Linked DNA regions of Homo sapiens: region 1 is linked to region 2. The links are chromatin loops, found by intact Hi-C in ENCODE. Cell type or tissue: HepG2. All regions are shown on one strand. Each heading gives the region's core, and the rest is flanking DNA. Links, peaks and the distances in the headings are about the cores only.

What was found. A loop is a pair of places that touch in the nucleus more often than their neighbours do. Peaks named below come from ENCODE experiments on the same cell type or tissue, not always from the same donor. Only the 100,000 strongest peaks of a DNase experiment are listed, where the experiment ranks them.
Region 1: it touches region 2 in a loop (4-fold over the local background); 15 of 110 quality-filtered maps call a loop at or near these places.

The regions. Positions count from the first base shown.
Region 1 is chr7:21,433,534-21,436,439 of GRCh38, reverse strand. The region is part of intron 3 of SP4 (Sp4 transcription factor); the gene reads right to left. Among named protein-coding and RNA genes, the nearest start is that of SP4, 6.9 kb to the right of the region's middle. In HepG2, for the core only: no CTCF peak of the experiment used is centred there; no DNase peak of the experiment used is centred there.
Region 2 is chr7:20,783,446-20,786,351 of GRCh38, reverse strand. It overlaps SP8 (Sp8 transcription factor), which reads left to right. Exons shown (of 2, transcript NM_182700.6): 2 at 557-2,906. The coding sequence ends at 2,062. Among named protein-coding and RNA genes, the nearest start is that of SP8, 2.0 kb to the left of the region's middle. RefSeq lists an enhancer at 2,428-2,906. In HepG2, for the core only: a CTCF peak has its summit at 1,294 (motif pointing right); no DNase peak of the experiment used is centred there; H3K4me3 peaks cover 972 bases; H3K27me3 peaks cover 890 bases.

The sequences.
Region 1 (2,906 bases), core at 97-2,596, 650 kb before region 2:
CTCCAAGATTCTTTCCACCTACAATTCTATCATTTTGTAAGTCTGTTATTTCTACAAGATCTATGCGTAGCACCATTCCCTATCTTCCTTCTTGATTAAGTAAATTTAGAGCTGTGAGTGCTTTCATGCCTGCCCCAATATCCTCAACCTGCTTTCATGCCTGCCCCAATATTCCCTAAGTATTACTCATTATATATTCCGATTCAGAATTTGAAAAGCAGATGATTAAAACTCTATTTTCAGCCAGACACAGTGCCTCATGCCTGTAATCCCAGCACTTTGGGAGGCTGAGGTGGGGAGATCACCTGAGGTCAAGAGTTCGAGACCAGCCTGGCCAACATGGCAAAACTCCACCTCTACTAAAAATACAAAAATTAGCCAGGCGTGGTGACATGTGCCTGTAGTCCCTGCTACTTGGGGAGCTGAGGCCGGAGAATCACTTGAACCCAGGAGGTGGAGGTTGGAACAGATATCGTGCCACTGCACTCCAGCCTGGGCGACAGAACGAGACTCCATCTCAAATGCAAACAAACAAAAAACTCTATTTTCCTTTGCTAATCTATCCTGAAGTCCTTCTTAAAAAAAAAAAAAATGCCCTTTTACAAAATTAATGTGGCTCTACTTTGAGTACTTTTCATCTTCCATGAAAAAATCATTCAATAGGTAAAGCCAGCTTGGTAGTTCAGAACCTAAGTCATTCGTATTGAATACAAGATTTAAGTTTCTAATAATGAATTCCAATCTATAACAAACAGTATTAGAAGATTTTAAAGAAATAAGATTACTGGAGTAAATCTGACTCCTCTGAAAAAAGACTAGCCAAACACAGGAGTACATGAGTATGTATATATACAGATGCCCATTAGGGAAATCCAAATTAATAAAACATATATGGCAAAGGAAAGCCATATTTGCATTAAACCTCAAGCCAATTTTCCACCTTTAGTAGCTCTGGAAAAAAAGATCAGTGTAAGAAGTTAATTTTACTGGATTGAATTCAGTTTTAAAATTAAATATAAATTTTAATTATTTTCTTTGGTACCTATTTTTACCAATAATGAAGAATTGGTCCTCCCATTTCTGGTTTCATACTATATCCCCAGGTTTCATATTTTAATTCCTTGGAGAAGTAAAGAAATTAGGTAAGAGAGTCAAGTTCTTGAAGGGTCAGCAGTATCTTATTATTAAGTCTGAACTTCCTCTGTGGGAGAACCAGCATAATATTGTTAATTTCCACTAAAATTGACAAAGAAATATTCATTCATCAATCAAAAGGCCTACAGTATGATCTCTGTTACTACATATGATGATTACTGCCAAAAATAAGTCACATTGTGGACCACTCCAAGTTAATTACAGATTTAGCTATCAATTGTTCCTACATAGCTCTAAAGTCTTTAAGGAAATGTAACACCTGAAATTCACTTTATTTAGGGCTCTTTGACTAGTAGAAGACATTGTGAAAACAGGTAGTTAACTCTCCTCACTTAGTTAAAATAAAGGAGCTTAAGCCAGAGGTACAATTAGTTGTCTTTGAGCTTAAAGTAAGGTTTCTGCTTTTCCTTTGAAGTCAAACTCAGCACGTTCACACTTACAAGTGGGAGCTAAAAAAAAAAAAAAAATGATTACACATGGACATACAGGTGGAATAACAGACACTGCGGACTACAAAAGGTGGAGGGCAGGGTGAGGGTGGAAAAAAATACCTGTTGGGTACAAGGTTCACTATTTCGGTGATGGGTACACTAAAATCCCAGACTTCTCCACTATGCAATATATCCATGTAACACAACCGCACTTGTACCCCCTAAATCTATTTTTTTTAAAAGTAAAAGTAAAAAAATTTTAAGTTAAATTTAGAATCCCAATAACAAAACAAAAAGTATGCAGAGCATACACATATTTAGTTCCTACTACAATTCTAACTAATGCTTAGCATGAAGGTCAGGATTTACAGCTGAGACCAAAGCACAGAAACACATTATACTGAACACGTTGTTAATGGGAAGAGGATCCCCCTAGGTTGTTGCTAACATTCTCATTTCATAAAACGAAGTATGAAGCTCCCCAGCTTCAAGTACTGGTTTCATTAGATTTACCTTGTATGATTTTACTTTTTTCTGTTCATGTCATCTAGACTTCCCTTAATCTCCTGAAGAGTAAAATGAGAATAGTGGATGGTGGAGAGTTTTAGCTCATTGTCCTTGAGCTAGCAATTACATTCCGTCAAAGCTACTAATTTTTCAAGGCTTCTCATAAAAATTTCGAGCAAAATTTTCCCCACAAATTAAACAATACCATTCTCCTGGGGAACAACATGAACCGACCAAGAAAGTACTTACAGATGAATGGGGACACAAAGTAAAAGATCTGAACTTTCAGGGCTCATTTATAAAAGGGCGATATGGGTACTTATTGCTCCTTCTCCCCCTTGTCAAGACAGAAAAGTTCCTGGTGTCTCACTCTTTGTGTCTTTTTTTTCTTTCTTTTTTTTTTGAGATGGAGTTTCGTTCTTGTTGCCCAGGCTGAAGTGCAATGGCGCGATCTCGGCTCACTGCAACAACCTCCACCTCCTGGGTTCAAGTGATTCTCCTGCCTCAGCCTCCTGAGTAGCTGGGACTACGGGCATGTGCCACCACGCCCAGCTAATTCTGTATTTTTAGTAGAGACAGGGTTTCTCCATGTTGGTCAGGCTGGTGTCGAACTCCCAACCTCAGGTGATCCACCTGCCTTGACCTCCCAAAGTACTGGGATTACAGGCGTGTGCCACTGCACCCGGCCCACTCTTAGTGTCTTACAAATGCAAAGCCAAAAGAAATTAATGAAAACAAAGTTGTTTCATTAGCTTCATTAAAACCATTCCAAGGCATTACTCCTAATTACAAAGTGCTATTTTCTCCATCATC
Region 2 (2,906 bases), core at 292-2,791:
TATGCTTTTAAAAAAAGAAAGAAAGAAAAGCAGGAAGAAAGAGTGAGCCCTACAGTTTGATTTCTTTTGGCCTGGGAGAAACAACCCAGGATGGGTTTCTGGGGACCCGAACAGGTTTTTCAAAGCTCTCCGGATTACAGGGAAGCGCTCTTAAAAGCAATCCAATGGTTTTCCCCCAGGCTTCTCGGCAAAGAAAACTTCCTTCCTCTCCAATCTGGACTTTTTGCTTGTTTGTTACGAAGTGTCTGGGGCTTTGTGTGCAAGAGAGTGTTGTTTTAGGTGAGAATACTTGTCAAACTCTTCTTTAGCGTGGTGCTTGCTCCCGAATCAGACGCCGGCAGCCAAACTTGTCCCCTCCTGTAGAGTAGGAAGCGGCCGGGCGCCGGGGCTGTTGGGGGTGCCAGGTGAGTTGGTGGCGGCGCGCCGCAGCGAGAGATGGGGTGCAGTGGGGCGCTTTGGAGGCTACCGAAGGACTGATGCACATTTCTTCCTTTCCTCCCCCACCGGCCCTTTGCCCACCTCCCCTCCCCCACTCCTTCTCCTCTCCTCCTCGCAGGAAGAACCGAGGTTGGGATCGACTCCTCTGGCCATGCTTGCCGCTACCTGTAATAAGATAGGCAGCCCCAGCCCGTCTCCCTCCTCCCTCTCGGACAGCTCTTCTTCCTTCGGCAAAGGCTTCCACCCCTGGAAACGCTCCTCGTCCTCTTCTTCCGCCAGCTGCAACGTAGTGGGTTCCAGTCTCTCAAGCTTCGGCGTGTCCGGGGCCTCCAGGAACGGCGGCTCGTCCTCGGCGGCTGCGGCGGCCGCGGCAGCAGCCGCGGCTGCCGCGGCCCTGGTGTCCGACTCGTTCAGCTGCGGCGGCTCGCCTGGCTCCAGCGCCTTCTCCCTCACCTCCAGCAGCGCCGCAGCCGCCGCCGCCGCCGCCGCAGCCGCCGCCTCCAGCTCGCCCTTCGCCAACGACTACTCTGTTTTCCAGGCCCCCGGAGTTTCCGGGGGCAGCGGCGGCGGCGGCGGGGGCGGCGGCGGCGGCTCCTCCGCGCACTCGCAGGACGGCTCCCACCAGCCGGTGTTCATCTCCAAGGTGCACACCTCTGTGGACGGGCTGCAGGGCATCTACCCGCGGGTGGGCATGGCGCACCCGTACGAGTCGTGGTTTAAGCCCTCGCACCCGGGCCTGGGTGCTGCGGGCGAGGTGGGCTCGGCCGGCGCCTCCAGCTGGTGGGACGTGGGGGCCGGCTGGATCGACGTGCAGAACCCGAACAGCGCGGCTGCGCTGCCCGGCTCGCTGCACCCTGCCGCCGGGGGGCTCCAAACCTCGCTGCACTCGCCGCTCGGAGGCTACAACTCGGATTACTCGGGCCTGAGTCACTCGGCCTTCAGCAGCGGCGCCTCCTCGCACCTGCTCAGCCCCGCCGGGCAGCACCTCATGGACGGCTTCAAGCCAGTGCTACCCGGCTCCTACCCGGACTCGGCCCCGTCGCCGCTGGCCGGCGCGGGGGGCTCCATGTTGAGCGCTGGGCCTTCGGCGCCGCTGGGGGGCTCCCCGCGCTCCTCAGCTCGCCGCTACTCCGGCCGCGCCACCTGCGACTGCCCCAACTGCCAGGAGGCAGAGCGGCTGGGCCCTGCCGGGGCGAGCTTGCGGCGCAAGGGCCTGCACAGCTGCCACATCCCGGGCTGCGGCAAGGTGTACGGCAAGACTTCGCACCTCAAGGCGCACCTGCGCTGGCACACGGGCGAGCGGCCCTTCGTGTGCAACTGGCTTTTCTGCGGCAAGCGCTTCACGCGCTCCGACGAGCTGCAGCGGCACCTGCGGACCCACACCGGCGAGAAGCGCTTCGCCTGTCCAGTTTGCAACAAGCGCTTCATGCGCAGCGACCACCTCAGCAAGCACGTGAAGACGCACAGTGGCGGCGGCGGCGGCGGCGGCTCGGCGGGCTCGGGCAGCGGCGGCAAGAAGGGCAGCGACACCGACAGCGAGCACAGCGCCGCGGGCAGCCCGCCCTGCCACTCCCCAGAGCTGCTGCAGCCCCCCGAGCCCGGGCACCGCAACGGCCTAGAGTGACGCCCACCCTGCGCCCGCCCCTCTCCCCGACCTCCTCCCACCAAGTCCTCTTGGGCCCTGTCTGTCCGGACTTCAACTCCAGCCTTTCCCTATTGCATCCGACTCGCTCTCTGTCTCTTTCTGTTTCTGCCCCTCTTCCTTCTTCCTTCTGTGACTTAACTTTGTAAAGGGGATATGGACAAGTAAGTAACACGCATCGCTGTCCCGGGCCCTGGCTTTCCCTTTCCACGGGTAACGCTGCCTGAACCCGTTGCAGCCGGAACCCGCGCCTCGTCGGGCCTTTATTTCTCGTTCTCTCTTCCTTGTCCTCCCCTCCTCCACCCCCCAGGTTGTGAAGGGCGTAACTTTTAGAGGGAACGGCCACTGGAGGTAGAGCTGGACTAATCCAGTGCCTGGTAGACAGCGGGCCTCGCGCGGGCAGGAGCGGCTCGGCTGACAAGCCTGAGCGGAGCGGTGGAGAGGGAGAGGCTGGAGGCCTGGGCAGAACAGCGCCGCCCGGGCAGACGGCTGCTTGGTTCCAGAGCCGCTGTACTGAGCACCTCGGCTTCGGAGCACCCTGCCAGGCCCCTGGGCATCGCCGGACGTCCTACTCAGGCTGTCGGGGCTTGGTGGGGGTGACTTTTGGCAGCCCGAGACCCAGAGTTTGTAGAGTTTAGATCTCCCAATGTCAGTCTGCCTCTTTTTCTTTGTTCCCTGAGGTGGAACCGATGCAAGTTTCAGCAAAGGGCAGTCTTGTCGAATCGCTGCAGCAGCTTTCTTTCATCTTTATAGCATATATTTTATTTTTAAAAAAACTAGGGGGAAAATAGCAACCTTCCATTTGGTTTCCCTTCTATAATAGTTT